Regions from separate parts of the Homo sapiens genome. Here region 1 is linked to region 2. A link is a loop called in an ENCODE intact Hi-C map of the cell type or tissue named here. Cell type or tissue: mammary epithelial cell. All regions are shown on one strand. Links, peaks and the distances in the headings refer to the core of each region. The heading gives the core; the rest is flanking DNA. Region 1 overlaps SIGLEC5 (sialic acid binding Ig like lectin 5). Region 2 holds the start of LOC105372448 (a long non-coding RNA gene).

What was found. Hi-C counts contacts between places; a loop is a spot of excess contacts. Peaks named below come from ENCODE experiments on the same cell type or tissue, not always from the same donor. Only the 100,000 strongest peaks of a DNase experiment are listed, where the experiment ranks them.
Region 1: it touches region 2 in a loop (13-fold over the local background); 10 of 110 quality-filtered maps call a loop at or near these places.

What each region holds. Positions count from the first base shown.
Region 1 is chr19:51,600,096-51,612,222 of GRCh38, reverse strand. SIGLEC5 (sialic acid binding Ig like lectin 5) reads left to right here. Exons shown (of 9, transcript NM_003830.4): 9 at 1-1,263. It also overlaps the pseudogene LOC339352. Among named protein-coding and RNA genes, the nearest start is that of LINC01530, 12 kb to the right of the region's middle. RefSeq lists an enhancer at 4,810-5,169. In mammary epithelial cell, for the core only: a CTCF peak has its summit at 4,104; a DNase peak (open chromatin) is centred at 4,062.
Region 2 is chr19:51,773,664-51,790,660 of GRCh38, reverse strand. It overlaps LOC105372448 (a long non-coding RNA gene), which reads left to right and starts at 7,052. Exons shown (of 3, transcript XR_936049.2): 1 at 7,052-7,241; 2 at 9,315-9,484; 3 at 10,680-10,962. RefSeq lists a silencer at 12,551-12,845. In mammary epithelial cell, for the core only: a CTCF peak has its summit at 7,053; DNase peaks (open chromatin) are centred at 5,490 and 7,020; H3K27ac peaks cover 1,290 bases.

The DNA of each region.
Region 1 (12,127 bases), core at 1-8,000, 170 kb after region 2:
CCAGAGTTCAGTCCTGGCTGGAGGAGCCACAGCCTGTCTGGGGGAAAGGACAAGTCAGGGACCACTTGCTGAAGCACGAAGAGCCCTTGTGGCAATGTTAACATTAACTGATGTTTAAGTGCTCCAAGCAGATGGAATTAGAGAGGTGGGCTCAAATCTAGGCCCTGGCACTGTCATCAAGCAATTCACTGCATCCCTCTGTGCCTCAGTTTCCCATTCTGTAAATCAGAGATCATGCATGCTACCTCAAAGGTTGTTGTGAACATTAAAGAAATCAACACATGGAAATCAACCAACATGGGTCCTGGAACAGGGCGTTGTGCTCAGTGCTTTCTGGTCTCTCTTCCTTGAATAGAAAGGTCCTGCTGGCAAGTTCTCTCAAGGCTGGGGATGACCAGGCACAAAAAACAGGGCAGCAATATGTTGGTGTCACTCCCCTTCCCAAAACTCTTCGAAGACTCCCTAGGAAAGACCAGCCCCTCAGCCTGGCACTTGGTTCATGATGTGGGATCTTATATCCTTGCCAGAGTCATATCTTTGCCCACTTTTACCTGCAATCCTTGCATCATATTCCTTTGGCTCCAGTCCTTCATTTATGAGACCCATAGGAATCCTTCCAACAGCCAAAGAGTTGAGTCTAACTCTTTCCTGCCCAAACCCATTCACGGCCCCCTGGCCTTAGACAATATATCACAAGCATCTCCCCTGACACATAAAGTCCTTCATGATCTCCCTGCTATCTATTCATTTATACTTTCCTCTTGCCTAACCCTTCCTTAAGCCTTTCATGCTGGTTCATACCACACTGTCTTTGCAATTTGAGATTCCTCCTCCTGGAAGCCATGCCTCCTTGCTTTCATCTGGCTTACACTATCTTTTCCTCCAAACATGAGTTAATGGGTGGTCTTGAGTTGGAAGAGTGGACTGAAGAAAGAACTTATACTCTCCCTCCTCTAAAATTGAACTAATTTATTTTTTAAAATGCTAAACCAAAAGCAGCTAAAAATTCTCCAGTTACTTATCTAGGGTATCTCCAAACCCAGATAAATGACAATGTTAGAAACTTCAGCAAGTGGTCATGAGGAAATGAGTGGATAATTCCAGTGGAGTACTGGGAGGACATTGATTCTCAATATCTACCACCCAAACTTCATTTTCATCACTGTAAAGAAGGTGAATTGTGACTACTGTTTTGGTTATGACAGGTTAGATAATTTTGATCAAGCCTTGTGTTGAAAATAATAAAATCTTTTGGGGAAAAAATGAGTAGAAAAAGAATCCTTCCCTTAAATAGTATAGAATGCCTGAAAAGAAAATGGAAACTTAGGCCAAAATTCTGGGGAAAGGCTGAACCCAGAGAAGTAAGCAGAATCACTAAGCCAAAATTCCCAGGGGCATTTGCTCATATTGAAAAAGGAAGCTTTGGTTCTTTGGTCTTGCATGTGGCTCTGGAAATGAAGGTTAAGTCTGTGGCCCAGCGAAAGGTTGCAAATGTCAAAAGAGACCATCCCTACATTGGGTTTGTGTCAAGGTAAGGCTGAATCAAAACTGAAGACAAGGAAAAAAATCTGAACAGCTACCAGAGAAAAAGGATCACCTTCAAAAGAAAAGTCATTTAATTGACAACTGAATTATCAGTAGCAACCTGGAGAGTAGAAGAAGGCAAATACTATTTCTAACATCAATTTGCAATCTATACTCAGTAAAGTCAACTCAAAAATGAGAAAGCAATAATGATCTTTCAGAGCAAGTAAATGGGGGAGCTTTAATAAAAACAAAAGATAGTTTAGAATTCCTGACAATCACAATAGTTAAGTACCAAGGTAAGTGTATTTTACATGTCCCAATATCCATATATTATCCAGGAGGAGAGAGAGGTTTTCATTTACTAAAGACTTTGATAGGTTAATAAGGCATGCTGTAAATTTTTCTCATGACGGCTAAAAGAACAGAATCATAATATATAACTTTCAACCTAGTGATCACTAAAGGTATACTATTAAAAACTTAGTAAACCAGCCAGGCGCAGTGGCTCACACCTGTAATCCTAGCACTTCGAGAGGCCGAGGGGTGGAGAATCACTTGAGCCCAGGAGTTCAAGAATAGCCTAGGCAACATGGCAAAACACACCTCTACAAAAAAGTACAAAAAATTTAGCCAGGCATGGTAGCATATGCCTGTAGTCCCAGCTACTTGGGAGGCCGAGACAGGAGGATCACCTGAGCCCGGAAGGTGGAGACTGCAGTAAGCCGAGTGATAGAGTGAGACCTTGTCTCAAAAAACAAACAAAAAGCCAAACAACAACAAAATTACTTAGTAAACAAAACAAACAAACAAAACGGAGAAATAAAGTAATGTAGAATTGGTGACACATACAGAAAACAAAATATAACATGGGATATTTATGTTAAATATAATTGGATAAATGCTTCAGTTTAAAACAGAGTCCACTTGGATGGATTCCAAGTATATGATCTTTACAACATATACACGTAAAGTACAAGGATAGAGAAGGCCAAAAGTGAAAGTATATTATGCCGACATTAATAAAAGGAAAGCTAGTGCAGTCCTATTTGGCCATACAAAATACACATTACCACATTGTTCCATTTGTGTGAATGTTTAAAGCAATTATTCTTGCTTAAAAATATATACACAGGTATTATGCTTATGGGCAAAGGCAGGGAAAAGGATAATCCCAAATATCAGCAAGGTGGTACTCATAAGAAGGTCAGGGAGGGTGGGAAACAAAGAGGGGTTCTAAGATTCCTGGGGTGCCCGCATGTTCTATTTCTCAGCATAACAGATGATCACACAATGTGAATGGTAAGTATATTTCTGATAACACAAACATGGAAAAATATTGCAAGCTAGGAAATGTCTGATCTTCTGATAGTCATCTTTTCTTAAATTTTTTGAAGAAAAAATAATTTTCTTTAAGGAGATTATGACAAAAAGTTAATAAAAACTCATCCTTCTTACCAAAAATCTTGATAGATTTGACAACATCACAGTGGAAAATATCACCAGGCTCAGTGGCTCATGCCTGTAATCCCAGCACTTTGGGAGAGTGAGGCAGGAGGATCACTTGAGCCCAGGTGTTTGGAACGAGTCTGGCAATGTAGTGAGACCCTGTCTCTACAAAAAGAAAAAAAAGTTAGTGGGCATGGAAGCACACACCTGTGGTCCTAGCTACTTGGAAGGCTGAGATGGGATGATCGCTTGAGCCCAGGAGTTCAAGAAGAGCCTGGGCAACATAGTAAGAACCCATCTCTACAAAAAATAAACAAAAATGAGTTGGGCATGGTGGCAGGTGCCTGTGGTCCCAGCTACTCAGGAGGCTGAGATGGGAGGATCACTTGTGCCCTGGAGGTTGAGACTGCAGTGAGCTGAGATCATGACACTGCAGTCCAGCATGGGTGACAGAGTGAGACTTTGTCTCAAAAAAAAAAAAAAAGAAAAAAAATATACACACACACACACACACACACACACACACATATATATATGCACCAATAATGTGAGACCCCATGAAATCGCGTATACATCCAGTCTCTGTTTCCCACTCTGTCAAATGAGAATTATTAACCAAACCTCTCTTAGGTTGGTTATGAAGATTAAATGAGGCATATATAGAAAAGCACAGCCCTGAGTCTGGAACTTGGGGAGCTTCAGTGAATGTCCATCTCTTTCCTAAACCCTTATCCGAGAGGAGATCCAGGCACGGACTTGCTACTTAAAGCGTGGTCCAAGAGCCAGCAACATCAGCATAATCTGGAACTTCAGAAAAATACCTTGTTCTTCCCTGTCCCTTAGCCAGGCCGGTACTACAATTCAAAAGAATGATCCTTAGCTCAACAAGAGGAGTGAGAGGAAAAGCACAGCGATAAGTCTCTTTCCCTGGCCTCTCCTTCCCAAAAGGGACCCAGCCTTTTCGAAGCCTCTCTGACTTAGGTGCCCCGCTGGCCTACAGCTCAGAACCGTGTGCTTGTAAATTCGTGTCCATGGCAGAGTTGGGAGTTTCCTGAACTCAGAGCACAGTTGTGGTGCAGAACCATGGACAGCGCCAACCCTGGGCTAGTTGTTCCCCAAATCGGGCATGGCGGGTGGAGCGCCCCCTGGGAGCAGAACTCTGTCCTGTCTCAAATGCAGAGGTAAGAAGGTTGGAAAGCAGAGTTGGTTACATTCTGTGCTGCAGGACAGAGGTGCTGGTCAGAGGACATTCAAACTCCTCCTCAGTCTTCTTCTGAAGTCCCCCTCATTTTAGGGAAGAGAAGACTTAACTTCAGAGAGATGGTGCATTTCTCACAGGCCACTGGGATCCTTGCCTCTCTGGGCTGACTCTGCCCTCACTCCTTCCAGGAAACCTTCTATGTGGTAGGCTCCATCTCTTCCTCCCTTCCTTTTCCAGTGAGTTGATAATTTGCTCTTGCTTTGAATCCCTTATTTGTCCTGTCATGGTGTTCTGAAAAACAGAACATGATATGTGATCCTTTTCCATACCTGACTCTGTGCCAAATCCTGAATCAGCTCAAATGAAGGAATGAAGGATCTATTAGAAGGCTGGTTGTGAAGTTATATTTGGAGCTGAGGGGTCACAGAAATAAATTCTAAGTTTTCCTTCATTCTACATGAATAGTAAGTGTTTAGACTAGGAAAAGGATCCTGGGGCCTCAGTGGACCACAGGATGGAGAGAGTTGTCATGAAGGGCAGAACAGGCAAGGCAATGTCAGGGTAAAATGGATGTGCGTTAAGGAGGGAGAGATCTGATAAATACTGTGAAGATGGGAGGCCCATAGGGCTGGAGGAACTGTCAAGAAGTCAAAACTCACACTGAAGGTGTGAGTGAAGGGCTTATCAGAAACCTGAGAATAAGCGAGGAGACATACAAAAATTCAGTGACTTTCTGAACTCAAATTGACACCAGAAAAACCACAAACATCACAGTCGAGTGTGAAGCTGGAGCCAGGGCCTCAGTTCTGAGTCACCGTCTCTGACCATGAAGGGCCCCCCTTGCAGGTGAGTTTCAGTTCCACCTTCTCGTGACTTCTTGTGTGATGGGTGGAGGGGCAGAAGATTCAGTTTCAGGGCTCCTACACTCTTCTGCTCTGAGAGAGATCTCCGAGTTCCAAGTGAACAGAGAAGAGGTGGGGCATGCCCCATTCATTTTCTGAGGAGAGGTAGGAATGGATGCCTGGAGGAGGCAACATCTGAGTGAGGAATGAGATGGCAGGGGGCACTGAACAGGTTATCAGTAGGCCTGGGGTAAAAGGAGGTCAGCTTTCACTTCCCTGGTAGTTGTTTGAGGGAAGAGGACTCCTAACAGAGAGAGGAACTTGGAGCAGCTCAATCCAGGAAAAGTCTCTAGCTGTGCTCTTTCTGTAGCTGCCTTGATCTCCAGGTAGAAGAGACTCATCAGGCGATGTCAGGAGTCCCAGACTCACCCCCCTCCAAACCCAAGATGCTGCTGTTGCCCCTGCTGTGCAGGTGCAGGGACAAGAGGATTGCAGGAAATGTGACTTCACAGAAGGTCCTTCGTCATCATTTTGGGGTACAGCTTGGAGAAATATGCAGGATAGAAGCTGCAGGTCTGAGATTTGAAGATGTGGTACAGGACAAACTGCCTCTGTATTCTCATGCTTTGATCTCTCATCTTGAAATTTTTGTGTTTACTCTAGAAGAGCCTATGTCTTTTGGTTTGTGGAAGAGGTCAACATTTCCATTTCCATGATCCTCCTATTTCCACAAATAGACCAGGTCAAAAGCTGCAGAAGAGACACCAAGAACCGTAGGCTGATTCCACCTCCTTGGGGACCTTCACTGAGCAACAGAGATGCCAAGAAGGAGGGGAGCATGACATTTTTCCCTCATGAGGAGAAGACTTTTAGTGAGATATTGTCACAAATAGAAAACATAACCTCTAAATGTGAAAGGTAGAGTACTACTCTACTTACAGAGAGCTTAGGTGTTCCCGTGTCCCATATCTGAGCACCTCTCATCCTTGAGGGCCAGTTGCGAGTTTGGAGGCCTCAGAGAAGGTAGATTTGCCATTGCCTTCTTCTTTCACATTTTAGACTCTGTTATGTTTGGTACTGGAGGATCCAGGTGAGGATGGCCCCCTTCCAGAACCAATAGCCACGAACTGGATCTGGGTCCATCTGGGGATCCTGGAGTGAGAAAAGTGCAAGGTGCAAGCTCTTCTGATCATCACAACCACAATAAGTGTGTGTGGGGGTGGAGGGAGGTGTGTCTCAGGGTGACCCATTCCCAGTAACAGTTCTTGGGTGTCCTATATCCTCAGCAGGCTCTGACATGGGGAAGTCAGAGCCCCATTGCACCCAGATTCCAGGATACCTAGGATGTGAATGTCAGGTGTCTGGGTCAGCACTTGCAGGGAGAGGGAGGACCTGGGGAACAGAGGAGGGTATGGTACCAGGAGTGGCCTGTGGATCAGCCCCGAGCTGGGTCCTCTGCTTTCAGCTCAGGGTCCTTCATGTCTTCCACAACCCAATCCTTTGGATGAAACAGGTTGCTGATTCCAAGCATAGACTGAAAAGCTAAGTAGAACATTTGAATCTCATGGGGATAGAATGATAAAAGTTATGGCTGAGGGCTTGCCAAGGAAAAAGGGCCATGGTAAACACTGTAGTGCTGTGGTTGGGACCTTGTAGAGTAAGGATGAGTTGGAACTAGATGATACCTCATAAGGATTAAAGCCAGACCAAATTTCCTCAATATCTGATCAAATTGAAGTGGTCGGCTTGCCACAAGCAACAGTAAATATGCCCTGAAGAAGGATAATGTGACCCAGAGCTTAAAATTATCTCCATAGGTTTTCATCACTCCACCAGACAAGAGTGTGGCCAGGGAAACAGCAGCCAAGAGTTTTATGAGAATAGAGCGCTCACTAGAGGACCTAGAACTTAATGCAAATGTGGTAGAGCTGGAAAGTGATGCTTTGGAGAAGGCAGGATGATCATGAGAGCATCATTAAGCAGTTCCATTGAAGAACAGGTGTGGGTAGGCAAGACAGAGCGTGCAGGGATATATGAAAAGCCAAGTATGCCCATTGTTACCATGGGACCCCCAAAGGGGGATCTCAGAAAGTTCTATGGAAAACTGTTGCCTGCGTAGCTACTACCTCTGTAAGCACACAGCCAAGCAGGTGGTGGTAGATTTGAGGCTGGTGTTGGTCATCCCCAGGGCTGGCAATTGGGAAGATGGCCTGCATGTGGAGCAAAGCAGGGAAAACTGCCTAATACATTATGCTATTTTATAGTTGTTTACAGCAGGAGGGTAAGTCTGGTACTAGTTACTCCATTCTGCCTGGTTATTATTATTAATCACATTCACAATTTTAATGGTTCTTTTAAAAATGTAATCCAATACAATGGTGAAACTCTCCATTTTAGCATCTGTTTTTACGTGATGACAATTAAAGTCCATACCTAAAACTCATATCTAGAACACCTGTAAATACATCTGTGCTTGATGCCCAGCCTCTTGGTATTCAACAATTTTGTCATATCTCCTGGCATGCTTGTCAACTTTTTAATTTTTAGTTGAATTTCTAGTATTTTGTTTGAAAAACTGCAGAGATTTTTTTGAGCTCTGACTGAAATTTTCCTCCTCTGGATTCTAGTACAGTCTAGAACAGCACTGTGCGATGGAACTTTCATGACGATGGAGGCATTGTGTCTGCATTGTTCAATATGGTGGTAAGGAGCACTTGAAAGGTGTTTAGGGTGACTGAGGACTTAATCCTTAATTTTATTTTAATTAATTTAAAGATAAATCGGCTCATGTGGCTAGGGCTACCCTATTTTTGCTTTCTGGCAAGTGGAATAGGGACAGATCCCTTAAGCCAGCCCCAGGCTGAGTGAGTTTGAAGATGGGTTTTGGTCTTTTTGTGGGCAGGTCTACTCCCAGTTGACCCATATTTTTTGGCGGGGGGGACGGAGTCTCACTCTGTTTCCCAGGCTGGAGTGCAGTGGCGCGATCTCAGCTCACTGCAAGCTCCACCTCCTGAGTTCACGCCATTCTCCTGCCTCAGCCTCCTGAGTAGCTAGGACTACAGGCGCCCGCCACCACGCCCGGCTAATTTTTTGTATTTTTAGTAGAGACAGGGTTTCACCGTGTTAGCCAGGATGGTCTCGATCTCCTGACCGCGTGATCCGCCCACCTTGGCCTCCCAAAGTGCTGGGATTACAGGTGTGAGCCACTGCGCCCGGCCGACCCTTACTTTTAATCTGTAACCCTTCTTGAGTTCTAATGGAAGGTTTGGGGTGTTTACTGGGCCTCTCCTTATCAGACCCGGAACATCAAATTTGGCTTACCCAGTTCCATCAGACTGCTGAGAGGAGAGTTTAAACATGTTGGGCTCACCTCAGTGATCTTCCCTTCCTTCCAGGGTTTTGGTCCCTCAAGTCCTGTCTACCTTGGTAGCACCAGGCTCCATGATCTATTTGTATTTATTTAATTTTATTAATTTTTTTTTTTGTAGAGACAGGGTCTCTGTATGTTGCCCAGGCTGGCCTCAAACTCCTGAGCTCAAGAGATCCTCTCACGTTGGCACCCCAAAGTGCTGGGATTATAGGCATGAGCCACTGCACCTGGCCACCATGATTTCTGTCTCCAGCCCCAGCCATAACACTGCTGAAAGCTCAACTCAGGTTCCCATCTTCTTATCCTCTGCTTTCTGCTTGCTTCCTTAGCCTTTTGGCCCCTCCAGGAGAATGAGCTTCCCTTTTCTCTGCGATCCTGGCCAACTTGGTAGCTCTCCAATGTCATCAGATTGTTTTTGTGTGTGTATGTGTGTACTGTTTTTCCATTTGGTCTCAGTCTTAGTGTGGAAGTGTTGTTCTGACATTAGCTTCTCTATCATGGCTAGAAACCTCGCTTGCTTTGTTTGATCTCTGCCCCAAAGTCACCTTCTCAAAGAGGCCCTGGCCTTTCAAACTAAAATAACAGCTCTTTACACCTTTTCCCTTTATGTTATTTCTTATCTACAGCACTAATTATCTGACATTATATAGGTGTCTTTCCCACAAGGCCCTAAGTTCCATGAAAGACTCTGTCTTTTTTCTCTCACCAGTGCCTAGAACAGCCCCTGCACACATTAGGTGCTCAATAAGTGTTTCTTGGATGAATAATGCTGTTATTGTCCGATGGGGAGAGAGGTCTGGTCTTTGCCCTTAATGATCAGTCTAATTAGGGAGAGCATAACCCAAAACGGTGGGAAGGCCACAGAGTCAGGACAGGACCTATGGGTGGGGGACCTATGGGGTGGGGTTTGGGAGATCCCTACGCCCTGGACTGGGTGGGAGGGGAGAATCAGGAAGGTCCTCTTTCTGTAAGGACCCTGGAGGGTTTGAGCAGGCAGATGGGAAAGGGAAGGCATTCCTGACTAGGGAGGCAAGCCAGCAAAGCTCGGAGGTGGGACTGAGAACACCAAATCTCCCACAGGTTAGGCAGGAAGTTTCTGGGCCTCACTCCTTTCAGGACCAGCTGAGCAGCAATCCTGAAACTAAAAGCTCCCTGGTGGCCAAACCTTAATATGAACAACCAAGTTACTGAATCCTCCCAAGAGTACCCTGATGTCGGGGGAGTGGAGAGGGAGGGTTGCTTCTATTTTCAGAGGAGGAAATAGAAGGTCAGAAGAGTTAAGCGGCGATTCAGGCTCGCGCAGCTCTGCCTTCAGAGCTTGAGAGGTCTGCAAAGCCCACCAGCCCCTCCTTACCTATGACAAGAGACGGCAAGGGAGATTCAGGTGGTGATGGATGAGGACAGGATAGCATGGGGGAAAGGCAATCCCAAAATCTCTGACAGCTCTGGAGCCAGGCCAACCTGGTGGGAGCCCCCAGGTCAGTTACTGCGGCTCAGGCTACTGCCAGTGAGGCCGTGGAGGAGACGAAATGAGGGTGCAGCACGCGCTGCACACGAAGCGCTGGAAGGGAGGCATCGTGACGGGGGCTGTGAATGGCGTGTGTCCATCAAGTCACGTCACTCCGCTTACCCCACTGCGGGCAAACAGGAAACATCAGGAATCTGGTGCTCAAGGAGGGTCAGGACCATGCTGAGCGCACCCAGAACCAGCAGAGAACTGGGCAGGAGGTCCCCAACCAACCCCCACTCGCTCAGGAATCACAAGGTGTTCAGCCCCCTCCTCCCTGAGATCCAGGAGTCCACGACCCCAGGCCCTCCTTCCTCAGCCACAGATGCCTGGGGTCCCCAGCCCCACTTCCTCTAGCCCTAGTCCTGGTCCTCTCCTCTCTCAGACCTAGGATGGCCCCCCAGCCCCCTCCTCCCTCAGAGCCAGAAGGCCAGCTCGAGACCCTTCCTCCCTGAGACCCCGAAGTCTGGGGTCCCAGCTTCAGGGTTTCAGGTCACTGGGCCCCCATCCCCCTCCCACCTCACATGGAAGGCCAGGTAAGGTAACGGGTTTATTCACAGTGTCATTTACAGGCAGACCTCACCCGGGCGCGTCGGATCCCGGCGGGAGGCCCGGAGTCGCTAGAAGGTGGGGACGGTCTCGGAAGTGGGGGCCCGGGCCGGATCCCCGGGCGTCCCCGGCGTCGCCTCCTCGTCCAGCCCCCGGCGGCCCTTGCCGATGGCCAGGCGGGGCCGACCGCGGTTCAGGCCGTCCAGGAGGGAGCAGGCCTGGCAGAGCGCGCGGCTGGCCAGCGCCCCACAGCGGGGGCAGGCGCCGGGGCGCGGGGGCCGCGCGGCCGAGGCCAGCGCCAGGCGTTCGGCCGAGTGCACCAGGTCCAGCACCGCCGACGGCCGCGGCGCCTCCAGGCGCTTGAGCAGGTCCCGGGCGCTCCTCTCTTCTGAGAAGTAGTCGAGGCGGCGGAAGTGCCCGTACGGCACCACCTCCTGCGAGGCGAACTGCAGCGGGCGGCAGCGCGGAAGGGCACCCCCCTAGCCCGGAGAGCCCAGGCCCCCGCCCCGGGCCAGCCGCCCCGCAGGAAGTTCATGAGCACGGTGTCCACCATGTCGTCGGCGTTGTGACCTGGTGGGGAGAGACGGGAGAGGGTGAGGTGCGGCGCGGAGGGCGCTGCTGGCCAGGGAGCCCCTCGAGGAACCAAGGGTCCACCAGGACCCAGAGAGAGACTGGGAGGGGAGACCCACGGAGACCCAGGGCACAGTGGGGCCGCCAGGTCCCAGAGAGAGAGACGGCGACGGGGAGAGCGAGCCATGGAGACCTCCGAACAATGTGCAACAGCCAGGATCCAGAGACAGAGAGGGGGAGACAGAGCCATGGAGACCCCTGGGACACTGTGGGTAACCAGGACCCAGAGAGAGACGGGGAAGGGAGACCCAGGGCACAGCGGGGCCGCCAGGACCCAAGACAGAGAGGGGCAGGGGGAGGGGGAACAGATACTGATGGGGAAACCGGACCATGGAGACTCCCGGGCACCATGGAGCAACCAGAAGGAGACTGGAGGTGGACAGAAAACCTGAAGGGAACACAAACAAGCTCCTTGGGGGGAGCCCTCATTTGCCATCCACCTACTGTATACCAAGCCCTTCGCTAGCTCTCTTTCCACATAGCGGGTAAAAGTGCTTTAAGCTGCAAACACCATTTCAGCCTCAGTTAAAACTGTATTTCAGACTACACAGGAGAAAAAAGGGCCATCTAATGGGGATTCTCAAGAGAGCTGTAGACACAAGTGTCTCTGGGAATGCAGATCACGCGATTTACAAAGACCAGAAAGAAAGTTAATGAATACATACACACCAGTCGCCATACAATTTAAATGGAAACTACGTTTATTCTGCATTTTGTCATCTTATACTTGAGTCTGTATATTAAAATGCTGTTCTTCTTCGGGCTTCTCAAGTTGGTCATATTTCCCCTCCTCAAGGCCTTTGCCTCTCTGTGACCTCAGCTCAGAACACCCCCCGCCCAAACTCCAACTCATCCTTCACCTGGTTATTCACTGAGCCTTCGGGTCTCAGTTCACTCAGGAAACGTTTCCTTAATCCCCACCTTTTCCCCGCCACTAGTACCCCCTGATATAAATTCACACATTCTGTGTAATTTTCCGTAGTAGCACTCGTCAGGTTATAATTACATTCGTGAGAATCAGGCAGGAGCAGAGACTGTCTTGTGCTCTTGTGGAT
Region 2 (16,997 bases), core at 4,003-12,002:
GTGCTTTGTGGAAGGTAGAACTTCTGAGTGATGGAATAAGATGTTTGGTGGAAGTTACATCTAAGCAAAGCATTGAGGGTGTGGCATGGCTTCTCTTGATTGCTTATAGTAAAATGCAGGAAAAGAGTTACATAAAAAATGGCAATTATAGGCCAGGCACGGTGGCTCACTCCTGTAATCCCAGCACTTTGGGAGACCGAGGCAGGTGGATCATGAGGTCAGGAGATCGAGACCAGCCTGGCCAACATAGTGAAACTCTGTCTCTACTAAAAATACAAAAATGAGCCGGGTGTGGTGGTGAACACCTGTAATCCCAGCTACTCAGAGGCTGAGGCAAGAGAATTGCTTGAACCTGGGAGGTAGAGTTTGCAGTGGGCCGAGATCGCGCCACTGCGCACCCCAGCCTGGGTGATAGAGTAAGACTCCATCTCAAAAAAAAAAAAAAAAAAAAGGCAATTATAATCAAAAAGGAAGTAGAACCTAAAGATTTGGAAAATTCTCAGCCTGTAAAAAGTGCAAAAGTATGTTCAGGGGAGAACACCAATGGTGTGGGTAAGTGAACATTTGATACGGAGATTAGCATGGATAGAAGCCAGATAGTATTCATCAAGACAATGGAAGAATGACTCTGAAGGCATCTCACAGATCTTCACATCTTCCCTGCCCATCACAGGCACAGAATGCAAACAATTTCAAGGTTTTGGCGGCAAACAATTTCAAGATTGTATTCCCCATATTCCAGTATAGCACTCCTTGGCCTTCCAAGCTTTGGCTCAAGCACGCCAGACTGCGGCTCAGGCCACTTCTCTGGATGGCACAGGCTGTAAGCCAAGGCTACATCTGTGTGGTGTCATCTCCACCAGGGCACAGAGTGCATGAGCTGCGGGGTTGTGGCTGCCTCCCCTTAGATTTTGAAGGAAGGTGCTACCTGGAGTCGCAGGCATGCAACTCAGGGAGAGGGCTGTCTCCAGAGACTCTCTGTCTCTCCACAGAGAGTCCCTCCCCCAATATGATGGCATTAAGAGAATGCCCAGTACAGCAGCGGGGATGGGGCCACCACAGAGTGCCTCCACTAGGGCAATGTCCAGTGGAACCCTGGGGGTGAGGCTGCCCCTGAGACCTCAGAACAGTGTAGCCACCTGTGTGCAATACCACCCTTGGGGAGCTACAGCACCTGACTTCAGCCCCTGAGAGCTGCTGCATCAGCTACACCCAGCAAAGCCATGATGGTGGTTCTGCCCAGAGCTGTTGTGGCCCAACCCCAGCTCCAATGTGTCCAAAAAGCAGAACATGGAGTCAAAGAACATTATACTGAGGCCTTAAAATGTATTTGCCACATTGTTTTGGACTTCCTCAGGATCTGGTTCCCCTTTCTTCCTTCCTATTTCTCCTTTTTGATATGGGAATGTCAATCCTAGATTGTCCCACCACTATATTTTCGAAAGCACGTAATTGTCTGATTTAACAGGCTTACAGCTGAAGAGGAATTTGCCTCAGGATGAATCATACTTTGAGTCTCACCCATGTCTGACTGAGACGATCCTTAGATGATTTTTGCCCCATTGGAGTGAAAGTTCATTTTAAGACTCTTATTCTGTTTACTTGCCTCTAGGCATTTTTGTTAATCATGGGCCATTTCGTAGCAAGAAAGAAAACCTACTTATGTTTTGGTTTTTTGTTTTTTTTTTTTTTTTTTTTAGATGGAGTCTTGATCTGTCAACCAGGTTGGAATACAGTGGCATGATCTCAGCTCACCGCAACCTCCACTTCCCAGGTTCAAGTGATTCTCCTGCCTCAGCCTCCTGAGTAGCTGGGATTATAGGCATGCGCCACCATGCTCGGCTTATTTCTGTATTTTTAGCACAGATGGGGTCTCGCCGTGTTGGCCAGGCTGGTCTCGAACTCCTGACCAGCCTGGTGATCCGTCCACCTCGACCTCCCAAAGTGCTGGGATTACAGGTGTGAGCCACCATACCCAACTGCTTATGTTTTAATAACGAGAGTTTATGGGAAACATGCAGAGGCATCCAGGAACCCAGTTTTAGGAAGAATAATTGGACTTCAAAAGACTTGCAAATGTGTTTGGCAATTAGTCTCTGTGGGGTCCTTTGCCTCTTTTTTTCTCTTGACATCTGGGTCCTTCTCCTTTATGCATAATGGTGTCCTCTGCCATTTCCCTTATTTTAATTCCCCCCTCCCAACCATCACACACACACAGTATTTTGGTTTCCTTGTGCCTCTTAGACACATCTATACTTCTTACCCTTCCTTCCTTGGGAATCTTCTAAAATGCTTCTTGTTATTAGGACCCAAAGATAAATTTTTATAAAATAAATCTGAACATATCTCGCCTCAGATCTAAAATTTTCAGTATTTTTTCATTTCATCCCTATCTTCCTGGCATGAGATGCTGTATTGTGAGACCAGGAGCTATGGCAGCTATCTTGGGGCCGTGAGGTGGCAATTTCCAGGAAAAAAAAAACACACCAAAATAGTGATGAAAAAGTGAAAAGATCAAAATAAACTTATTAAATGATATAATTTGGACAGAAAGTAATTTAGTACTACTCACTTGCAAAATTCTTGGAAAGCAAATAAACCATAAATGTTGTCTTTGGTTTAAGCCATTGTTAGGTGTAATTTTAAATTATAAACTACTTAAAATTGTAAACAGCCTTAATGACACAAAGCCTTGGGAATAATGCTTTTAGGTGGACTACCTTATTTCTGTCTCTGCTTCCCATTTATCTCCATACCACTCTGATACCCTTGGATAGAACCTAATATTTCAGAAAGCCCACCACCTCTTTGCACTAGAAACCTACAAATGAGCTTCCACTGGAGCCAAAAATTATGGGGTTAATCTTGGGGTGCCTGGGTGTGGATGCTCTGTCCTGTCAACTTCTCTGCCTCCCTTCAATCTCTCAGTGGTTTTGGTCTCCATCCTTCTCGTCTTCATTCTGCCTTTCATTGCTTCCCTCTAATTCTTCTGTTACTGGAAGGGGTCCTGATCCAGACCCCAAGGGAGGGTTCTTGATCTCGCACAAGGAAGAATTCAGCGTGACTCCATAGAATAAAGTGAAAACAAGTTTATTAAGAAAGTAAAGGAATAAAGCATGGCTATTCCATAGACAAAGTAGCCCTGAGGGCTGCTAGTTGGCCATTTTTATGGTTATTTCTTGATGATACGCTAAACAAGGGGTGGATTATTCATTCCTCCCCTTTTTAGACCATATAGGGTAACTTCCTGACGTTGCCATGGCATCTGTAACCTGTCATGGCACTGGTGGGGGTGTAGCAGTGAGGACGACCAGAGGTCACTCTCGTGGCCATCTTGATTTTGGTGGCTTTTGGCCGGCTTCTTTACTGCAACCTGTTTTATCAGCAAGGTCTTTATGACCTGTTTTTTTGTGCTGAACTCCTATCTCATCCTGTGACTTAGAATGCCTTCACTGTCTGGGAATGCAGCCCAGTAGGTCTCAGCCTAATTTTACCCAGCTACTATTCAACATGGAGTTGCTCTGGTTCCAGTGCCTCTGACATCATTACAGTACTTGCTCCTCTCTTTACCTTGACCCTTGGAGAGAGAAGGGTCCTGGACACCCAGATTCCTTGGCCCTTTAGGTTGAGAGGGTTGAATCTCTGCATCCCACAAAGACTGAGGTTGAGAAACACAGTCAGGTACTTTAGTTCCTAAATGGGCCCACAACAATCCACTGCTATTAAAACAAGTAGTATATTGGTGTGTTCTTAGGGCCATTAAAAATCAGAAGGAGCTCTGCTTTCTGTTTCCTGTTCCCCAACTGGTTTCAGTTCTCTTACTCCTCCTCCTGTCCCTTGGGCTAACTTCTGCTGTGAAAATTACATGACAGTGACTCTCTCCAGGAGATCAGGACCTAGAACTTCCCAGAGCAAGGACCCAGCTGGTGGAATATAAAATCCAGATGAAGAACATATCTCTGGGGATGGGGAGCTTGTTAAGGGCATACTTAATAGACGCTTTGGAGTACAATAGACTCTTTGGAGTGAGTAGAAGAATGTGAAGTTGAAGAATAATTTCTTTTCTTTTCTTTTTTACTTTAAGTTCTGGGGTACACGTGCAGAATGTGCAGGTTTGTTTCATAGGTATACATGTGCCATGGTGGTTTGCTGCACCCATCAACCTGTCATCTGCATTAGGTATTTCTCCTAATGCTATCCCTCCCCTAGCCCCCCAGCCCCCGACAGACCCCAGTGTGTGATATTCCCCATCCCTGTGTCCATGTGTTCTCATTGTTCAACTCCCACTTAGGAGTGAGAACATGTAAGAGATTCTAGGCAGGGCGCGGTGGCTCACACCTGTAGTCCCAGCACTTTAGGAGGCCGAGGCGGGTGGATCACGAGGTCAGGAGATCGAGACCATCCTGGCTAACACGGTGAAACCTGTCTCTACTAAAAATACAAAAAATTAGCCGGGCGTGGTGGTGGGCGCCTGTAGTCCCAGCTACTCGGGAGGCTGAAGCAGGAGAATGGCGTGAACCCGGCAGGGCGGAGCTTGCAGTGAGCCGAGGTTGTGCCACAGCACTCCAGCCTGGGCGACAGGAGCGAAACTCCGTCTCGAAAAAAAATAAATAAATAAAAACAAACAAAAAACCCTCAATCTAAGTTTTACCTCCTTTATAAAAACTAATCCAAAATGGATTACAGATTTAAATATTAAATGCAAAACTACTAACTTTTTAGAAGAAAACATAGAAGAAATAGTGAAGACTTAAGGCTAAGCAGGGAGTTCATAGACACGACACCAAAAGCACAATCCATAGAAGAAAAAAGTATAAATTGGACTTAATTAAAATGGAAAATATTTACTCTTTTGAAAGTTGCTATTCGGCTTCAGAGTCAATATAAAAATTTTAAAAACATAGCAAATCATGACATTCCCCTGCTCTTCATTCTCCAGTGGTTTCCAAATTTCTAACTCATGCTTACCAAGCTCTACCAGAACTGGCGCAGACATCATTCGGTGGAAATCTACTCCCCTTTCACAGAATAGCAGGTGAATGCAGAGGCTGTTTCAATAGATGAAGAGACAGAGAGTGAGAAATGCAAAGGCACTCAGATCAGTGATTGTAAAGATTGAGGGAAAAGGGTAATTTTGTGATTGACAGAAGGCAGCAATGAAGGTTATCAAGAGAATAAGTACAGTTTCATGGACTAGAATGGAGAGTGACTGAGAGGCTACTTTATCTTAGAGGCTCAGAAAACAATATCTTGAGGAGGTGACATGTGAGCTGAAATCAGAATTACATGAACTGCTAATGTGAAGTGTAACCACCCAATGGGTTCACCTTGCCGGCTGCCTAGACAGAGTCAATTTATCAAGGCGGGGAAATTGCAACAGAGAAAGAGTAAGTCACGCAGAGCCAGCTATGCAGGAGACTGGAGTTTCATTATTACTCAAATCAGCCTCCCCAACCATTCAGAGAGCAGAGTTTTGAAGAAGAACTTGGTGGGTGGGGGGAAGCCGGGGAGCCAAGAGTGTTGATTGGTTGGGTCAGAGATGAAATCACAGGGAATTGAAACTGTCTTCTTGCAGTGAGTCAGTTCCTGGGTGGAGGCCACAAGATCAGATGAGCCAGTTTATCCATCTGGGTGGTGCCAGCTGATCCATCAAGTGTAGAGTCTGCAAAATATCTCAAACACTGATCTTAGGAGCAGTTTAGGGAGGGTCAGAATCTTGTAGCCTCCAGCTGCATGACTCCTAAACCATAATTTCTAATCTTGTGGCTAATGTTAGTTCTACAAGGCAATCTAGTCCCCAGGGAAGAAGGAGGTCTGCTTTGGGAAAGGGCTGTTATCATCTTTGTTTTAAACTACAAACTAAGTTTTTCCCAAAGTCAGTTCAGCCTACACCCAGAAATGAACAAGGACAGCTCGGAGGTTAGAAGCAAGATGGAGTTGATTAAATTAGAGCTCTTTCACTGTCTCGGTCATAGTTTTGCAAAGGTGGTTTCAGAAGTTCAAGAGAAGAAATATTCCAGGCAGAGGAGTGGTTAGTACAAAGACTGTGAGACAAGAGTAAGCTTGGTGTGTTTGAGAAATAAAAATACTACTAGTGTAGTTACATCATAATAAGTGAGAAGAAACATGACGTGAGAGAATACGCAAGAACCAGATAATATGAGGCTTTCCTAGAGAAAGGCTTTAAATGTTTGTTTTATTAGTGCAATAGACAGCTATTATAGGGTGTTAATCAGGGGAGGAGCATGATGATGCTTACACTATGAAAAAGGTTTGTAAAGATGGATTGCTACAAAGCAAGAGTGGAAGCAGAAAGAAGAATTAGGAGACTATTACAGTCATCCAGATGGAGGTGGATTGGAGTCACGTGATAGCAGTGCATAGAAAAGAAACACACAGATTTGATCGATGTTTCTGACATAGAGTCAATGTGATTTGGTGATGGATGACAGTAAAAGAATCAGGAATAACTCATATTTGGTACTTAAGATATTAGGTAGAGGGTGGTGACTTTTTCTAAAATTGGAAATGATGTGGAAAACATGGCAATCAGTTTCTTGGGAAGAATCAGATTGATAGTTCTGTTTTGGTCATGCCACATAAAATACTTCAGTTAGATTTTCAAGTGGAAATGCAGAGGAGGGAGGTAGATACCAGTCAGGACTTCTTCTGAGAAGAGGTTGTGGATTATGATGGAGATTTGGGAGGGGTCATCAATGGACAGGTGGGATTTCAAGTTATAGGGACAAATTACCTAGGATGACTACATTGACACAAATAGGTGAGGGGGTCTAGAATTGGGCCCTTGGGTACACCAATATTTAAAAGTCAGAAAAGGGCCAATCAAGGAAATTGAGAAAGAGAAGTCACTGAGGTGGGAGGGAAACCAAACACGAGTGATGTCACCAGGAACATTATCTATTCAAAGATGAAAGGACTGGTCAACTGAGTCATATATGCTTAGGGGCATAAGATTCCACTGTTACCTGAGAGATGGTAGATTTCCCCCCATTGGATTCTTAGCCAAGCACCAAATGTCTGAACCTGCAGTGCGGTAACATGGCAACAGATGTCACTGTTATCCATAATAAGAGTAGTCCTGGTGCAGTAATCAGGAAAGGAACCCATATAGAATGGGTTGTTGTGAAAATGTGAAATGAGGAAGTAGAGAACTGAAGTGGTAGTGGCCCTTGTATTTGCTGTCAAGGAGAACAGAGATTGGTTGTAACGTTCAGAAGGAGGTTTGTGCTACAGAGTTTTTTTTTTTCAGTTAGATTAGAGAACATATTTTATATACATATATATACATATATATACACATATATGCATATATACACACATATATACACATATATACATATATACACATATATATACATATATACACATATATATACATATATATATGCTGATGGCAATAACAAAAAATTTAATGATACAGTAGAGAGAGAGAGAGAAAAAGAGAGACCACCTCCATCTCTTCCTCTCAATACCTACTCATTTATATTAGTTAATGTTTTATCATTCCTCTGTTTTTTCTCAGAATATGTGATTTTTAATAGAAAGTACAGAAGCGATAAAAGTAATATGACAGTTTTTAAATAGAGCAAAATATAAAGCCTTATTTCAATGAGAAATTAAGTAGATATTATTGGCGTTTCAAAACACAGTTCATAATTACAGAGTTTCCATAGATAAATAAAAATAATTAGTGTAAGTACCTGGGATGTCAGATGATAAAGAATCAAATGAGGAATTTTAAAGCAATAATAATTATGTTCGGTTTTTTACAGAGCAGTAGACCTTTTTTCCCACCTCTCTGGGGGGAAAGCACTGAAAACATATATCAGTCAGGGTTCTACCAGGTAAATAGAACTTATATATATATATGAGATTTATTGGTTTATGAGACTTTGGAAGCTGGCTCAGTAAGTCTGAAATCCATAGGGCAGACCATCAGGAAGGGAAGGCTGGAAACTCCCAGGCTGTAGTTGATGCTTCAGTCCACAGAGAGTTTCTTCTTCTTCATGGAAACCTTGGTTCTGCTCTTAAAATTTCTCAATTTTTTGTTTCAGGCTCATTCATATTATAAAGTTTAGTCTGCTTTACTTAAAGTCAGTTGGTAGTAAATGTTCATCATATCTGAAAAGAAATTCACTGCAACATCTATAATAATTTTTGATGAGGAGGACACTATAGCCTAGCCGCATTGACACACAAAGCTAACCCTCACAGTCCATTCTTGTCATCCAGTCACCCATACACGTTTCCTTAAATCATGTTTATTTTCCAAAGAAAGGTAAGAACAAAGTCCTCCTTCCTCCTAACATGATACACCTATCTTCCTTATAGCCAAAAATGCACTGACTCTTTCTCCAGAAGAGGATGCAGAGTCCTTGGGTGATGTTTCTTCTTCTCCTCCTTCTCCTTCGTCTTCCTCTTCCCCTTCCCCTCCTCCTCCTCCTATACTTCTCCTCCTCCTCCTCTTCCTCTTCCTCTTCTTCTTTTTCTTTGTCCAGGCTGCAGTGCAGTGGTGCAATGTCACCTCACTGCAACCTCCGCATCCTGAGTTCAAGGGATTCTCCTGCCTCAGCATCCCAAGTAGCTGGGATTATAGGTGCACAGCACCACACCAGGCTACTTTTTATGTTTTTAGTGGAGACGGGGTTTTATCACATTGGCCAGGCTGTTCTCAAACTACTGACCTCAAGTGACCTACCCGCCTTGGCCTCCCAAAGTGCTGGGATTATAGGCGTGAGCCACCACACCCAGCCTTCTCTCTTCTTTTTGATCTCCTCTAATATAAACACCATGATTTAAAATTACCTATTATTAATACATTTTATGTTATGTGATAATGAGACAAAAGAGGAAAGAAAACAAAAATTTTTGAAACACACAAATTTGTTCATGACAAAATAAGAAATATTCATTAAAATGATAGTCTTCACTTCTGTAACTGATTCTGCGATCATGGTAGTATTTATAACTACCATCTTTCACTCCTCAATCCATTTTCCATTTTCCCTCAACTAGTACCTCAGTTGGTCATCATCTGTGCCTAGTGGGGAAACCCAAACCTTCATTCCTGAAAGATCTGGGGCATTACAGTCCTGCTTGATAGAGCTGTGGTTTTACATGGACTTTAATAACAAAACAAGGTGGTACTCAGAGCTGCCCTAATGGGTCTGTCATATTCCAGACATGTTCTTCATTATCTCTATATAATATAGTAGCATACCAATTTCCTTCTTAGTAGCCAGGATCAGTCACCCCATCCATACAGTAACTCCCTTCTTTGCCTGCTGATTCAGAGCAAGAGGAGCCCAAAGTAGTGATGGGCAGTGGTACCTTCCAGTTCAGTAGAAACATTGTTGTGTCGCTGGGTGGATACATTTCTTCCTTTGGAACCAAGACCTCTGAGCCAACACAGCATAAGGTCATGAGGATGGGAAGCAGAAATTTTTCTAGTGGATCACTAAAGGTAATAATGAGTGATACAATTCCCATTTCTACCCCTTCATTCCTGGATCCTTGGATTCTAGTTATGGGAGAGAGAGCACCATACACTGAGTGCTGATTTAGAGTATGTATAGCTTCCTAAAGGATATTGCTCCAGCCCTGCAAGGTATTGCCTGCTAGCTGGTACTTGGGTAAGTCTTCAAAAGGTCATCCTACCATTCCTTCAAGCCGGCTACTCAAAATGGACAATATGGTAGGACCAGTGAATTCCAGAGTGTGGACCCATTGCCACAGTTTATTTGCTGTGAATTTAATCCCACAATCAAACCAATGCTGTATGGAATGCCATGATGATGGACAAGGCATTCTGTAAGTCCACAGATGATAGTTTTGGCAGAAGCATTATGTACAGAGAAAGCACATTCATGTTCAGAGTTAACATCTATCCCGATAAAAACGAGGCTCTGCTTCTCCCACAAGGGAAGTGGTCCAGTGTGTTCAACCTGCCACTGGGGAGCTGGGTGATTACCCAGGGAATGGTGCCATATCAGGGACTCAGTGTCCATCTCTGCTGTGGGCAGATTGGGCACTCAGCAGTGAGTGTAGCCAGATTGGCCTTGGCAAGTCAAAGTCCATGTTGCTGATCCCAGGAACAGCTTCTGTTCCTGCCACTGAAACTGTAGAAGCAGGAAACATGTTAGAATGATCAAGGATAGAAACTAGATTTCTCTGAATGTATCTACTTCCTCTTATGGTTTTTTGACTGTAACAAGAACGGGATAGGAGGTGCCAACTGGGAAGAAATTGTACTTGATGTACAACAGCATAACCTATATAAATTTTTAAAATCTTGCCCTTTCTTAAAACTGGGCTTGAAATTACATTCCTATTCCCATAGTCTAGATACCCATCGTGACTGGTAAAATGTTTACCGTGATTTGACTATCTAGAATGATCTCTAGAGACAGTGGCAGACTATATTTTCCACTGATATCTATGTTACATATTTATCTCATCCCACATGTTGTCTGTACAGGTAATTCACACTCCTCCCACTCCTTCCACAGAGAAGTGAGGATTTTTTCCCCCTCCTCTTCAATCTGGACCAGGACTTGTGACTGCCCTGACCAATGGAGTATGGCAGAAGTAATGCTATATCCCTTCCAAGTGTAGTTCATAAAAAGAATGAAACTTCCATTTAACGCTTTCCCCCTCAGATCACTCATCCTGGGAGATACCATCAGCCACGTTATGAGACTACTCCAGCAGTTCTGTGGTGAGGAAGCAACTTTCCAGCAACAACTCATTATCTATGGGATTATGTCACCTGGAAGTGAATTTTCTAGCCTCAGTCAAGCCTTCAGATAATTGCAGCCTCAGCTCACATCTGACTACAAACTCATGAGAGATTTCAATCCAGAAACACTCAAGCCAGAAACTTCCAAATTCCTGACCCAGAGAAATTGTAACAGATAGTAAATTAGATTACTATTGTTTTAAGCCATGTTTTGAGGGTGATTTGCCTGCAGCAATAGATAACTAACACAGGGACAACCTGGTATAATATTAGCTCAAGTGTGACTTAGAATAGGTGAAACATTATGAATTGCCAGGAGTTTTATCAACCAGCAAGCCTCCCAACTCTGTGTGGGTCTCACAAAATCTCCATCATTAGTAGTTAATTCTTTGACTCTATCTTCCAAACTTTATGCCTAGATTGCCATTTCAACTGGAAGAGAACACACTGGGCAAGAGGAACCATTGAGCACCTACTTCCCTACAAATTGGGACAGGAAGTTAGTGTTAGGACCTGAGGGAGGGAGAGTAAGGGACATAGTTTTTGGAGGCGATATTGGCTCTTTTTGTATCAGAGGTTGTCCTTCCTCTTTCACTGTGTTTCTCAGTAACTGTTATGTGCTTTGTGTGTACATACAAAAATCAGATCCAGATTTAGTTGGTTTGCTATTTGTGGTAAGAATTGAGGTGTAAAGGGCATGGGGGACTTTTTTCTGATAAATTATTAATTCTGTTCACTGTTGCTGAGAACCTCTTCTTTCAGAAGAACAAAGTATTGACAGCTTAGCTTGTCCACACCTGTGATTTCACGATCACAGCCTCACTCTCCAAATTTGCTTTCCTAACTAGGACTTCTCCCCATGTTTCCCTCCCAATGGCTGTGTTACCACCGCATATAAAAAAGACCATTTGTTCTATGGTGTGGACCATAAAGATATATCCGTGTTTCCAAGAGGTAATATTAGTTCTAATTCTCATGGTCTAATATTAGTTCTTATTATGTCCTCTAGTTAAAAGAGTATTTATTCAACTGCTAGAAAGCAGGGGAATCATTGCTGGGCGCAGTGGCTCACACAGAAATAAGCCCCGTGTGGTGGCATGTTCCTGTGGTCCCACCTACTCGGGAGACAGAGGTGGGATGATCGCTTGAGCTGGTGAGGTTGAGGCTTCAGTGAGCTATGATTGCACCACTGCACTCCAGCCTTGACCATAGAGCAAGACCCTGACTCAAAAACAAAACAAAACAAAAAAAGAAAACAGGGGAATCTGATTGCACATTACAATTTACCAGGGAATACCTAAAGGGAACAAAGTTAATCTGTGATTAAACACAGATTATTGTGCTCTGCTCCAAACTTTATAAATCAAGATGCTTTGATGTTGCAGTGACCTAACCCATATTAAAACAAACAAACAAACAAACAAACACCTCCCCAATTGACTCTGATGAAACAGCATCAGTGTAGGTCAACATTCGGGACGCAGTTAACTAGATGGTGTTTGGAGCCGCAGGAGGCATGAGATGGAAAGATAGAATGGAATCACAGTTGAACAGTCGCCAGCATCCTAAGCATTTACATGGACTTTCTTTCGTCTAATGGCACTGGTAACTCATAGAATGGGATGAGATACAGGAGAGATCTCTAGCCTCCACCGTCTCTGGAATGTACATTTTGGAATGAAGGGGACTTTCTGCATTGAAAGAACAAAGTTACTTGTACAGATGTGCTTAGAAATGTATTCTGGGCGAGCTAGCCCACAAATAATCAAGCTTTCCAAGGGTTATCTCCCAATGCGGTCACAGAACTGAGTGAAGCAAGAGTTGCATTTCCTTGTGTTTTCTTTTAGCTGCCACAAGAGGGAGCTCGATGTCTAATGAGTTCGTTTTCACGAGCCCAGGAGACCCGAGCCAGTCATGCCGGGGATGGCTTCCTCCTGCTGCCTTTGACCCTCCCTGTCCTAGCAAGTATGAATTTAGAGAATTGCAGCACCTATATGAAAGGTGTCCTGCTTCAAGCAGCCTAATTTCAGGAGCTATGAAGCTTTACTGGTATAAAGAAAAGGGGACCCGAATTCGATTGACTTATTTTTCGTTTTTTCCTCTTTTATTTGAAACAAGGTCTCGCTGTGTCACCCAGGCTGGAGTGCAGTGCCACAATCATAGCTCACTGCCGCCTTCGCCTCCCGGGCTCAAGCTATCCTCCCACCTCAGCCCCAGTCCTTCAGCTGGATCTACAGGCACGCACCACCAAGCCCAGGTAATTTTTGTATTTTCAGTAGAGACGAGGTCTCACTATGTTTCCCAGGCTGGTCTCGAACTCCTGGGCCCAAGCAATTCGCCCACCTCGGCCTCCCAAAGTGGTGGGGTTACAGGCATGAGCCGCTACATCCAGCTGACTTATTTCTCTTAGCTTTTAAAATGTGGACTATAACAACCACCCCACACACAAACACACACAATGAGAAAAAGATAAACGTGAAGATTAATATATTTGTGTAAAACAAAATGCTCATGTACTCCCACTCATGTCAAGAAATAGATCACTATTTGTTTTTCAGAAAAGTTGTCTTCCTAAGATGTGGCAATGGGCTTTATAGCTCTGATAGTAGATAAGAGCAGAGAAATCAACTAAATTACAAACGATCTTTTTTAGTATTACTTTTTTTAATTTTTAATTTTTGTCGGTACATAGTACATAGTAGTTGTATATATTTATGGGGTACATGAGATACTTTGATATCAGGCATGCAATGTGTAATAATCACATCATAGAAAATAGAGTATCCATTCCCTCAAATATTCGTCCTTTGGATTATAAAGAATCCAGTTATACTCTTTTAGTTTTTAAAAAATATATAATTAACTTATCATTGACTATATTCACTCTATTGTGCCTTTGAATACTAGGTTTCATTCATTCTTTCTGTTCTTTTTGTACGCATTAACCATCCCCACTTCTCCCCCGACTCCTGCCACCCTTCCCAATTTCTGGTAACCATCCTTCTATTCTCTATCTCCATGAGTTCAATTGTTTTGATTTTTAGCTCCCACAAATAAGTGAGAACATACAAAGTTTGTCTTTCTGTGCCTGATCCATTTCACTTAACATAATGACCTCCAGTTCCATCCATGTTGTTGCAAATGACAGAGTCTCATTATTTTTCATGGCAGAATAGTACTCCATTATGTATATGAACAATTTTTTTTTGTTCATTCATCTGTTGATAGACACTTAGGTTACAAACTATTGTAATTTTTTTCTATAGACAAACACACAGTCATGCAAAGGAATGTGTGTGTGCACAGGTATTCATTGTAGCTTTTTTTTTGTAATGAGCAAAAGATCAAAAGCAATTTGGTCAGATTAAATTTTGTTACATTCATCCAATAAAATACAATGCAAAAATTAAAAAGAATGAGGAACTTTGAGAATACAGACACAGAAGGAGGACTTTCTAACTCATGATAAATCCACGATCACCCTAATAACCAAATCCATTTAAAGACATTACAAGAAAACAAAACTACAGACCAATAACTCTCATGAACATAGATGCAAAAATTCTCAAAAACATATTAGGAAATCAAACCCAAAAATGTCTAAACTACTATAATGTAATGTATAAAACAAAGTATAAAAATTATTCATGCCAGGTATGCAAGTCTAGTTCAAATTTCAAAAATTAATTAATGTAATCAATTACATCAACAGACTAATGAAAAAACCACATAGTTATATCAGTAGAAGCAGAAAAAGTATTTGACAAAATTCAACACTCATTCATAATTTTTAAAAATGCTCAGTAACCTGGGAATAAAGAGGAACTTCCTCAATCTGATAAACAATGCCTACAAAAAATCCTACAGCTAACATTATACTTAACAGTGGGAAACTTGACGCTTTCCCAGTAAGGCCAGGAACAAGGCAAGGACGTCTTCTCTCATATTGGTTTTCAGCATTGCTGAAGTCTTAGCTAATTCAATTAAAAACAAACTAAAAAGGTATGCATATTGGAAAGGAAGAAAAAAAAACTATTTTGTTCACAACTGACATGATCATCTATGCAGAAAATCCAAAAGATTGGATAACAAACATTCCTGGAAGTAATAAGTGATTATAGCAGGGTTGCAGAGTACAAAAAAATCAATCACTTTCCTAGATACCAACAGTGAGCAAATGGAATTTGAAATTAAAAACACAATACTATTTACATTATGTCCCTCAGAAATGAAACACTGAGTAAAAATCTAACAAAATATGTACAAGATCTATATGAGAAAAACTACAACACTCTGATGAAAGAAATTATAGAAGAACTGAAGAAATTGAGAGATAGTCCATGTACAGGGCTAGGAAGATTCAAGATTGTCAAGATGTCAGTTTTCCTCAATTTGATCTTTGGATTCAGTACAATCCCAATAAAAATTCCAGCAATTTATTCTGTGGATATAACAAACTGATTCTAAAGTTTACATGGACAGGGAAAAGACCCAGTATAGCCAACATAATATTGAACAAGAAGAGCAAAGTTGGAGGACTGACACCATCTGATTTCAAGACATACTGTAAAGCTACAGTAACCAAGACAGTGTACTACAGGCAAAAGAACAGACAAATAGATCAATGGAACTGAATAAGAGAGCCCAGAAATAGACTCACATTAATATTGTCAAGTGATCTTTATCAAAGGAGCAAAGGCAATTCAATGGAGAAAAGATAGTCTTTTCAACAAATGGTTCTGGAATGACTAGACATCCATGTGCAAAAAAGTAACTTTAGAAACAGACCTTACATGCTTTGCTAAAATTAACTTAAAATGGATCGCAGACCTAAATGTAAAAGACAAAACTATAAAACACCTAGAAGATAACATAGGAGAAAATCTAGATGACGTTTGGTTTGACAATGACTTTGTAATTACAAAACAAAAGATATAATCCGTGAAAGAAAGAATCAAGAAGGCAATTCTTATTAAAATTGAAAATTTCTGGCTGGGCATGGTGGCTCACACCTGTAATCCCAGCACTTTGGGAGGCTGAGGTGGGAGGATCACTTGAGCCCAGGAATTTGAGACCAGCCTAGGCAACAAAGTGAGACCCCCATTTCTACAGAAAATAAATGATTAGCTGGGCATAGTGGTGCATACCTGCAGTCCTAGCTACTTGGGAGGATGAAGTGGGGGGATCACTTGAGTCCGTGAGGTTGAGGCTGCTGTGAGCTGTGATGGTGCCACTGCACTCCAGTGTGGGTGACAGAGTGAGACTCTGTCTCAAAAAAAAAAAAATCTAAAAAAAAAAAAAATCTGCTCTATGGGAGAGTGTTGCAGGAGACATATCAGATAAAGGACTGTTATCCAAAATATTCAAAGAACTCCTAAAACTCAACAATAAGGACACAGAAAGCCCATTTTAAAAATGGGCCAAGCCCTTAACAGGCACCTCAAGAAAGAAGATATACAGATGCCAGGTTAACATATGAGAGGGTGATACACATCATATATCATCAGGGAAATGCAAGTTAAAACAGTGAGATACCACCCTACACCTATTAGAAATGGCCAAAATCCAGAACACTGACACAACCAAATGCTGGCAAAGACATGGAACATCCTCATTCATTATTGGTGGGAATGCAAAATGATACAGCCACCTTGGAAGAGAGTTTGGCAGTTTCCCATGCAACTAAACATATGCTTACCATACAATCCAGCAATCATGTTCTTTGGTATTTATCCAAACAAGTTATAAACTTCTGTCCACACAAAAACCTGCACATGGATGTTTATAGCAGCTTTATTTATAATTGTCCAATTGGGAAGCAACCAAGATGTTTTTCAGTAGGTGAATGGATAAATAAATGATGGTACATCCAGACAGTGGACATTATTCAATGCTAAAAAGTAATGAGCTATCAGTCTATGAAAAGACATGGAGGAAACTTTAAATGCATCCTACTAAATGACAGATGCCAATCGTAAAAGGCTACATACTTCATGATTTCTACTATATGACATCCTGGAACAGGAAAAAACTATAAAGACAATGAAAATATCAGTGGTTTCCAGGGGATAGGGAGGAGGTAGGGGTGAATAGGCAGGGCATAGAAAATTTTTAGGGCAATGAAACGAGTCTGTATGATACTGTAATGGTGAATACAAGTCATTATACTTTTGTCCAAACCCACTGTATTAGTCTGTTTTCTTTTTTCTTTTTTTTTTGAGATGGAGTCTCCCACTGT